Regions from separate parts of the Homo sapiens genome. Here region 1 is linked to region 2. Evidence: chromatin contacts called from ENCODE Hi-C data. All regions are on one chromosome and are shown on one strand. Each heading gives the region's core, a stretch centred on a gene start or an enhancer-like site at or near the end of the contact. The rest is flanking DNA. Distances are from core to core; before and after follow the strand shown. Region 1 holds the start of SRBD1 (S1 RNA binding domain 1). Region 2 holds the start of PREPL (prolyl endopeptidase like).

Evidence for each region. Hi-C counts contacts between places; a loop is a spot of excess contacts on that map. Pooled maps may share reads with other maps.
Region 1: a pooled map shows a loop between it and region 2 (7-fold over the local background). The contact joins the promoter of SRBD1 here to the promoter of PREPL in region 2. A Hi-C loop is called at or near these places in 8 of 50 pooled maps.

What each region holds. Positions count from the first base shown.
Region 1 is chr2:45,608,847-45,613,884 of GRCh38, forward strand. It overlaps SRBD1 (S1 RNA binding domain 1), which reads right to left and starts at 2,421. Exons shown (of 21, transcript NM_018079.5): 1 at 2,373-2,421. RefSeq lists an enhancer at 2,072-2,241.
Region 2 is chr2:44,360,135-44,365,094 of GRCh38, forward strand. It overlaps PREPL (prolyl endopeptidase like), which reads right to left and starts at 1,360. Exons shown (of 14, transcript NM_001171613.2): 1 at 1,246-1,360. It overlaps CAMKMT (calmodulin-lysine N-methyltransferase), which reads left to right and starts at 1,813. Exons shown (of 11, transcript NM_024766.5): 1 at 1,813-2,011. The coding sequence starts at 1,874. RefSeq lists enhancers at 732-1,626, 1,003-2,202, 1,439-1,908, 1,627-2,520.

The DNA of each region.
Region 1 (5,038 bases), core at 1,171-3,670, 1.2 Mb after region 2:
TCACTCTGTCACCCAGCCTGGAGTGATCTCAGCTCACTGCAAACTCTGCCTCCCAGGTTCAAGCAATTCTCCTGCCTTAGCCTCCTAAGTAACTGGGATTACAGGCGTGTACCACCACACCCAGCTAATTTTTCTATTTTTGATAGAGACGGGGTTCGTCACGTTGGCCAGGCTGGTCTCGAACTCCTGGCCTCAGGTGATCTGCCTGCCTCGGCCTCCCAAAGTGCTGGGATTACAAGTGTGAGCCATGGCGCCTGGCCAGAAAATTCTTTAACAGCTTCATTGACATATAATTGACATGCAATACACTGCACATGTTTAAAGTGTGCAAATTTGATGTTTTGACATATGTATACATATCACTACAATCAAGAAAATGAACACATTATCATCCTCCAAAGTTCCATTTGCTAAGTCAAAATGTTACAAATCTTTTTTTCTTTCATCTCACATATCCAGACTATTAGTAAGTCACATAAGATCCTCCTCCAAAATGTCTTGAATCTCCACGATCTTCAGTGAGCCTTTAGTCCTCAACCTCCCTCACTTGAACTACCACACTCGCCTCTTAACTGCCCTCCCTACTTCCACTCTTGCCCCTGCAACTCATTCTCCACTTATCAACTCAAGATCATTTAGAATATGCTTTAGAAACAACGAATTACTTCCCACCCCATCCTTCACTTAGAATCAAGCCACATTTTTATGAGGCCTTTGAAAAGGCCCTGTCGGACTGAGCCCTGCTCACCTTTCTAACCACCTTTACTACTTGCTGGAGCTCCTCAGCTCTTGTCATAACATTCTTTCCCACCTCAGGTACTCTCTGCCTGGAGTATTCTTCCCCCTGCTTGTCAATTGGCTGGCTCCTTGCATCCCTTAGATCTTAACATTTCAGGCCTAAAATAGGTTTCTCAATTATATTTTAAAAGGAGCCTATTTACTTCCTGTATACAGTAGGTTATAACACAATCTGTAATTATTTTTATTTTACTTGTTTATTGCTTGCACTGCTGTCAAGAGAGTAAATACCATGAAAGAAGGAAATGCATGTGCCTTATTCACTTCCATATCATAGAACCTAGCACTTAACAGATGCCCTACAACTATTAAATGAACATAATATGTACAAATATGGTCTCTACAGAGGAATATACATTTATTTTCCACCACTCTTAGGCAATGCCACACATTGCATTCATCTCTTTCTGAAGAAGTGATGGCACATAAGAATATTCCTATTCTTCAGTGACTTGGGATTTTTCCCTCCTTTCAAACTATCTTAATCACTGTAGGCACATGAGCATATTCCAAACCAATAATTTGGAGGTTGCTATGATGTTACTAAGGGAAGAGCCACTAAACTAGGACGACTGCAAATCAGGACAAAGGGGCAAAAGGACGTGCACACTAACAAATACTAAATTAAAATTGGAAAAAAAAATTTAAATTCAAGAAGGCAAACAAAGGAGGACAATTTCTTAAGAAGCACCTAAACAAGTTTCCATGAAGGACCAACAGAGTGCTTGAATGTTAGCAGATTCCCAAGTCACAAAAACAAAATACTAGAGCTGAAAGAACCTGAGATCAGACAGTCCCGCTATATTCAGAAATCTGAGACCCAATGAGGTGAAACAGTTTACTCAAAGGGGAAAGATATGTGGCAAAGGACTATAGCCCAGTGCCTGGAACACCAAGACTAGTCTCGTTTCCCATTCCACACACAATATGTTAATGACATGTCACGTGAGGGGTTCGAGGAAAGTTGCCTAGAGAGTTCCCAATTCATTCCTTTCCTCCGGTTACTGAGCGCCTCCTACATGCCAGGCGCACTACAGAAGGTGCAGTTGATTCAGACAGGGCCACCATGACCGTGAAAAGGGTGCTTCCTCTCCCACCTCCGATAATTTTAGGTATAAAAACAATCCAGGTAAATTAGCCGGGTGTGATGACGGGCGCCTGTAGCCCCAGCTACTCGGGAGGCTGAGGCAGGCGAATGGCGTGAATCCGGGAGGCGGAGCTTGCAGTGAGCCGAGATCGCTCCACTACACTCCAGCCTGGGCGACAGAGGGAGACTCCGTCTCAAAAAAAAAAAAAACAGGCTTGCCCAGGCTTTTCTATGTCTGTTATGCGCTAAGAGCTGCAGCAATTTGGCTGAAAAGAGGTGTCACGAGGTAGCTAGGAGGGGTTTTCGGGTGGTCGGTTGTGAGAGACCGCTGACAGTAAAATGTAATGAACTTCTCACTTTTAAAAAAGGGGTGTTATTGCCCAAATGAGCGCTCAGAACTTTTTTAATGGCCCCAAAGATCCCGGAGCCCGGACGCCGGGCTCTTGAGAACCCGCAAGACGACCGCCAAGGCGCACGCACAGCTCACCTTCCCGCCCGGCACGTCAGAAGACCCGAGATTCCGTGAGTGCCACCGCACCTTCCGGTTCCCGCCGGAAGTTTTTCAAACGCCAGAAGGTCCGCCTCGCTTCTTCCGGACCAAGTTAGCCACAGACCTCCAAGGCGCGGCGCTACCGAACGGGGCGGAGCCAGGCTGGACGGAGGCGGGGCTAGAGCGAGGATCCCGAGGGAGCGCCGGGGTGGGGCTGGTTCGTAGAAATGAAAAATGACTTTTTTTTTACGTGTTATTTACCAAGAACACTAAACTCTTAAGCCCACAGATACAGCCAAATAAATTAGATTATAAAAGTAGGGAAATAAGGCTGCTGTTGTCTACATTCGAATTTAGCAGATCAAAACCCCATGGATTTGTTTTAGAAAATTCTAAAAAGCAGCTTTCCACTGCTAATGACTTATTTCCAGGGACTCTGAGTACTGAAGAGCCTAGCAAGTTATTGAAATGACCTGTGACCGTGCCTTGTTGCAGATCTACCGGAAGTGAGCATAGATTTTACTGGATAATTTTTGTGATTGGGGGAAAAAAAAAAGGATTCTTTCTAAATTTAGTAAATCTAATCTTCTATATCTGAGATTGTTGGCCAGGAAAGATCAGTTTCCGAGATTGTTTAGGGATTTTTTTTTCCTTTTAATTAGCACAGTCGTATGTTGCCTTTAGTGATGGTTCCAGAAGGCCTAGAATTGTCTACTACAATCACAGTCTCCTTCACAATTTATGGTCCTGAAGAAATACTAGAGAACACCTTACCGTTCAGGATTGTGGGAAGAGAAACCAGATCATAGAAATCAACAACAATAATGTACTACTTACTATTCACCTACTTTTGATGTTGCATTTGCTACTCAGGTTTATGGTAAGGGGTTGTCTTGGTCAATTTTCTGCTGCTGTAACCAAATACCATAGACTGGTAGATTTATAAAGAAAGAGATTTGTTTGGCTTGTAGTTCTGAAGGCTGGGAAGTCCAAGACAGAGGGCATTATTGTTGTGTCAAAATATGATGGAGGGCATCATACTGGGGTAGGGGTGGGGGAGGCATGTGAACCCAATTGACTCCCGAAATAACTAACCCTCCTGTGATAATGGAATTAACTCATTCATGACCTAATCATTTCCTAAAGGTCCCACCTCTTCATACTATTACAATGACAAGTTTCAACTTGAATTTTTGAAGGGGACATTCCAATCATTGCAGAGGTAGTAAGGGTAAAGGTGAACTAATATACTGCAAAGTCTTTTGACATAAGTCCTGCCCTGGAGGAATTTACGACCAAGAGTAGGAACCAGATACAGCCAGAGGAAACAGACACCCAAGCAAAACAGTCTAGCTTCAAGGGTTGGGTATGCAGGTAGTAGCCACACTACAGTGAGGAGGAGAGTAAGAGTGGGCCAGCAAAGCATTGAAGCTTGACTTTCCTCTCCCCACAAGGGATTTTTGCCTTACAGCTGGGGAAGAAAAAAAAAATCACAAAAATAAATAGCCTGTTAAGATTTTAGACATCAGACATCTGGGGAAAATAAAATCTGAAGCAGGTTCTCTAAAATTAAAGTATGTAGGTAGTGGCCTACTCTAAAGGCCAATAAGGACTGTCCAGAGAATATTTCCCTTGGAATTCTATAAGAGAGTCACTCCCACTACACGCTGTCAAGGAAAATTTGTAATCACTTAAGTATAAAACAGGCCCTCCCACAAAAACTGCCTTTTCTGTCTAGGACATTGCCCAATCTATTGTTTACTTTTGGATCTCAAGTGCTGAATTCCAAGAAATTCATGGGTTTAGACTGAAAGCCTGGAATAATCCGGACACCCACCTGAGACTATGCAATAGGGTTTGGGAGTAATGAAAACATGTTTTGGATTTGATGGAGGTTGTTTTATCCCTCCAAAGTATATAGCTCTTCCCATGATATTCACTGATACATTATCATTTGTATGTTATTATCTGTTTTCAAGTCCTTCCCCTATGGGTTCTAGCTCCCCAGGGCAAATGTAATAATAATAGTAATAACTTACCTTTATTGATTACTTACCTGTGCCAGGCACTAAGTTAATGCTTTTAGATGTATTTATGTATATAATTCACATATTACCCCAATGCAATATTGCTATTAAACCATTTTTATAAATGAGAATACCAGGTATAAAGAAGTTAAATAATTCATCTAAGGTCACATCAGCTAATAAATTGTAGATCTGAGATTCAAATCCAATAATCTGCTTTACTCCAAAGCAAGTACTCTGAAAGGTATCCACATACAATTTGCTGTCTATCCACAGGGGATTGGTCTGAGGACCCCCCACAGATAGCAAAATTTACAGATACTCAACCAATCAGTGATAGAAAAAGTTGGCCCACCACATCTGCAGGTTCCATATCCATGAATGCAGATACAGATGGCCAGCTGTACCACAAACTCAAAGCAAAGACCTTTTCTCGCTCCACTATGGTGGCCAGTGAGACTCTCAATGTTTAAGGTGCTCCAGAACTGTCGAATCTCTAAATACTCTAAATAAAGTACTGTCTAACCACCTGAAACATAACAAAGCTATTCTCTCTATTGGCCTCAAACTAAGTTTCATAAGAACAAAAATTCTTAATATATTAATAGATGCAACTGTTTCACCTACTAATAGATA
Region 2 (4,960 bases), core at 110-2,609:
AAAAGCCCTTTGGTCTTACATAATTATGAACGTATCTTTGGTATATATGTGGAAGATAAACTGGAAAAGCCTAATTATTTAATAAAGGTGGGGGAGGGAAGATTAATTATTGTTGAGTGTTAACTAACTGCCAGGTGCTTTTATCTTGTTTGTCTAATTTAAATTTTATATGGACTTAATAAAGTAGATATTACCATGCACATTTTACAGGTTGCCAAACTGTGGCTGTGGGAGGTTCTAAGCAACTGTTCCAGGTCACTTGTACAGTAAGCTGTATAGCAAAAAATCCAATTTGGTTCGGTTCCAAATACTGGACATACTCAACTTCGGATTTTTAATGTTAAAAAGGTATTTAGCGCTTTAATTAAAAACAACAAAAAACCCCTGCAAGATGCACAAATAAAATGTAAGGCCATCTCTGGTTTGTCAGGAGGTAGCTTTTATTAACCTTGATTGCTAATAAGTAGTTAAGAGTCAGAGAGACCTGGGTTGAGGTCTTAGCTCCTACACTTAACTGTGTCTCCGGGCCTCAGTTTCTTCATCTGCAAAAATGAAATGACACCATTTACCTTCTAGGGTTGTTGTTGTAAAGACAAAATGAGACAGCTTAACATTAAGACCATACAGTGCCTGGCACATAGTGACCACTCAATAAATGGCAGTTGCTATTATTTACGACAGGAATAATCTAGGTATGTTGCACACCGCTGAATGTCATTATGGAAGTCTTCCACAAAATGCCCCCTGGTATCAAAGGTAGAATGCTGCGTCAAATTTACCATAGATCAGATGCGCTACGACGCCCCCGCCCCCCTTAATCCCTTTCCATGTCGCAGCAAAATAATGGGCGATTGGGGGTAGGGGAGCAACACTAGTTTACTAGCCGACACTAGTAAAAAAAGGGGAAAAAAGACCCGAATAACAAGGACCTGCAAAGGTCCTACATCACCACGTTCCCACAGCCTTTATCCATCCATCTTTCATCCCCAAGAAGACAGTATGCAAGGCTAGGATGGGGGTGGGGTAGATAAATGGGTGTTCTCAGGAGAACCTATTCGTTTACCCCGTGCAACTCTCCACCCCAGGGATGAGGCGATCTGAATGCAACAGGGAGAGGGACCAGGTGACACGCACGCAGTGCCGGGACATTAGTCAAAAAGCGAGGACCTGGGGACTGAGGGGTGGGTGGCTGGGCGGGGGGAGAAAGGGGAGAAGGAAAGAGACCAGCACACCCCCCATACATACGCAAATTGAGAGAATCAGTCCGGCTCTGGACACAAACCAGTGAAGGCAGGCCGGAGAACCTGAAGCTCTCAGAGGGGAGCAGGTGTCACCGCAGGCAAGTCCAGCCGAAGTCTGCGTTCCGCAGCCCACAGAACGACAACTTACCCAGAGCCGCCTAGAGCTGGTTTGCAGCACGCCAATCTACGTAACCTCAATCTAGCACGAGCAACAGGCAGATTTCGCCATCTTTGTTGTGGTCAAGGAGTCTTCTTGGGTTCCTGGGTTCTTTAGTCTCGAAATATATAAGACTTTTCGTTCTTCGCTAGTCTTCTGAGCTCGAGATGAAGCACAGAAGGCTAAAACAATGAGGGACAGCGTTCCAGTAGCCCTGCCACAGCTCTCTCATCCTCTGGTCCGCCCTCACTCAAGATGGCTACCAGCAAGAATGGTGCAATGGCGTGACAGCTCGGCCCTGGTTGCCAAGGAGATGCGAGTACCGGAAATGCGGAATTCGGGGAGAGCGCGCATGCCTGGTCCGGTGGAGGGAGGGTGCCGGGCGTCACAGGTCCTGACAGGGAAGAAGTTGGCAGGTCCTGGCAGGGGACGAGCTGCGGCGGTGGCACCTCCGGGTGTGGAAGGCTCCAGTGAGATGGAGTCGCGAGTCGCGGACGCTGGGACCGGCGAGACCGCGCGAGCAGCGGGCGGGAGTCCGGCAGTTGGCTGCACCACTCGGGGGCCCGTAGTCTCGGCGCCCCTGGGAGCCGCCCGGTGGAAGCTCCTGCGGCAGGTAAGGGAGAACCTGCTCGCCTCACCTTTGCCTCTGGTCACTCCTCTCTCACGTACCGGGGGAGCGACTGTTCGCAGTTCTTTCCTCTTGGCAGCTCTGGGAGACCCTTCTCAGTTTGCCGGGAGCCACCTGCGAAGCTCCCCCTCGCTTCACCTAAGCGTCCCATCCAAGAGGAGGAATCATGTGGGGTTGGGTGGGGAGCGGGACAGCCAAGGCTGAGCTCCTGGGAAACTCAGATCGAAGTAGAAGAACCCCTTCTAGACATTTTTGTGCGTCTGGGGGACTTTTCCCCTTCTCGCCAGTCTCTGGTGCGCCCGCCGCTCCCCACTGCTCTTTTCCTGCTTCTGTTTTGCCTCCTTCCCCAGTTTCTTCTAGCTTAACTCCCAGCCTGGTTCGAGTTACCGATATTCGTCTGCACCCTCTGGCCCCGTCTTTTGCCCAGCGTGGTTGACTATGCCGGGACTGAGACACGGCATGCGTTCCCTCGGCATCTTCCGTACAGCGGAGCGTGCAAGGAGTAGGAAAAGCTGATACCCTCTCTCACTGAGGTCTCAAAGTTAAATGATTATCTTGTAGTTTGTAGTGATCAGCGAGATTCTCCGTGTCCAAGGTGGGCTAGTCAAAGTGTGTTCGTTTTTGAATGATGGTATCTTCTGGTACTTCAAAGTTTCTGCTGTTACTTACAACTCCACTCGTGCAAGCTTGACGGAAGTTCTGATTTATGATCACTCACATTCTTCGCTCACTTCTTGAAGTGAAGTCTGGTTATTGTTTTTGCATAGCAGTGTTATGCCTCTGCCTGAAGTTTTCTGCCGAAAACTTTACTCAGGAGGACATTTTTCCATTTCTGACAGTTGTGTTTGGAAAAGAGTTTCCCAGCTATTGCCACTTTACTTGAGATTGTGCTTTTAGTATTTTGGGGATCACTTTGTTTGCAGTTGCCTTGAGTCACCTTTTCATACAGTGGTCTTTTAGTGCTTTTAGAGTTATGAGTTAAGTAGATCATCAGAGTTAATTAAGATTTATTTGCTGATACATTGACAGTCTTTCCAGACCAGTAATGATCTGGTTTTGCTATTGTTACAAATGGTATTACAGGATAAGAAAATGCATGTCCTCACAGATCATCATAGGAAGTATCTATAATAAAGTAAATATCTAATTTTTTTTAATAGTGACCACTGAAATGAGATCTGGCGTGAGCTGGGGAGAGTGGACTCAACCCCCCTTCCCCCCTCCTTTTTTTTTGAAATGGAGTTTCCCTCTTGTTGCCCAGGCTGGACTGCAATGGCTGCCATCTCCGCTCACCACAACCTCCGCCTCTAGGGTTCAAATGATTCTCCTTCCTCAGTCTCCCCAGTAGCTGGGATTACAGGCATGCACCACCACGCCTGGCTAATTTTTTTTTTTTTTAAGTAGAGACGGGGTTTCTCCATGTTTGTCAAGCTGGTCTCGAACTCCCCACCTCAGGTGATCCACCCACCTCGGCTTCCCAAAGTACTGGGATTACAGGCATGAGCCACCGTGCCCGGCAACCCCCTTCTTTTTTTTTTTTTTTTTTCGATACAGAGCCTTACTGTGTTGCCCAGACGTGAGTGCAATGGCGCAATCTCGGCTCACTGCAGCCTCCGCCTCCCTGGTTCAAGCAATTCTCCCGTACTCAGCCTTCCGAATAGCTGGGATTACAGGTGCTCGCCATTACGCCCAGCTAATTTTTGTGTTTTTAGTAGAGACGGAGTTTCGCCATGTTGGCCAGGCTGGTCTCAAACTCCTGACCTCAGGTGATTCACTTGCCTCGCCTCCCGAAGTGCTGGGATTACAGGTATCAGCCACCATGCCTGCCACGCCCACCGCCCCCACCCTTCCTTTTTTTTTTTTTTTTTTTTTTAAATAAGATAGAGTCTTGCTTGTTGCCCAGGCAGGTAACTCCTGGGCTCAAGCAATCCTCCCACCTCAGCCTCCTGAGTAGTTGGAATTACAGGGGTATGCCATGATACCTGGCTTTCAGTGATTCTCAGTATAGTAAAAACTACAGCACTTATGTTCATTCTAAATTGCGGTCTAAATGAAAACAGTGACAAGTTTCAGCTGTGGCTGTTACATGAAGTCCCCACACGTTCTGACATCGAAACTTTTGGTATATATCTGCCTGCTTATAGTCTTTTTATCTTCTCTACTTGGTGAATGATTGTTCATTCTTCACACTTCCATTTCAAACTACTCTTCTGTGAAGCCACCCCTAATGCCTCTGGGCTAAGTTAGACCCTCAGCCAACTCTACCAATGAGCCCTTTATATTATTTTATGATCATGTGATCAGGGTCTCTTTTTCTTACTAGAATGGGCATTCACCCTGGGAAAAGGTGATGTTTTATTAATTTACATCCTCTGCACCTAGCACAGGGCCTGGTTAATTGATTTTTAGTAGATGTTGTTCAGTGTCTGTGGAAAGCCTGAGAGTAAGGACAGTCTTTAAGTGGCGCATAGCACCTAGTCCTTAGTGTATTTTATCAGTAAGCTATTGCTAAGTAAGAACCGCAACATCACAGTGGCATACAACAGTTAGTATTTATTTTGTTGGTGCATCTGGGGGCCACCTGGGAGCTGACCGACATAGGCTGTAGTCATCTGGGTATCTCTATGATGCACATGTGGTCCATATGTCTCTAATCTTTGGACTAGTGGGCTGAAGTCCTCATGGTGATAGCAGAGGTATAAGAGCAAGCCCAACCACAGAGACACATTTTAAACCCCTGCTCACATCATGTGTTTATTTCCTATTGGCCAAAGTAAGATATTTGGCAAAGGCCAAATTCAAGGGGCAGGGAAATACAACTCCTTCCTTGGAGGTGACAAAGAGGAAGTGAATATTTTTCTATTACAATTTAATCGATCACATATATTAAACATTTACAAGCTCTTAGTAAATGTATTTCAAATGAATGAACCA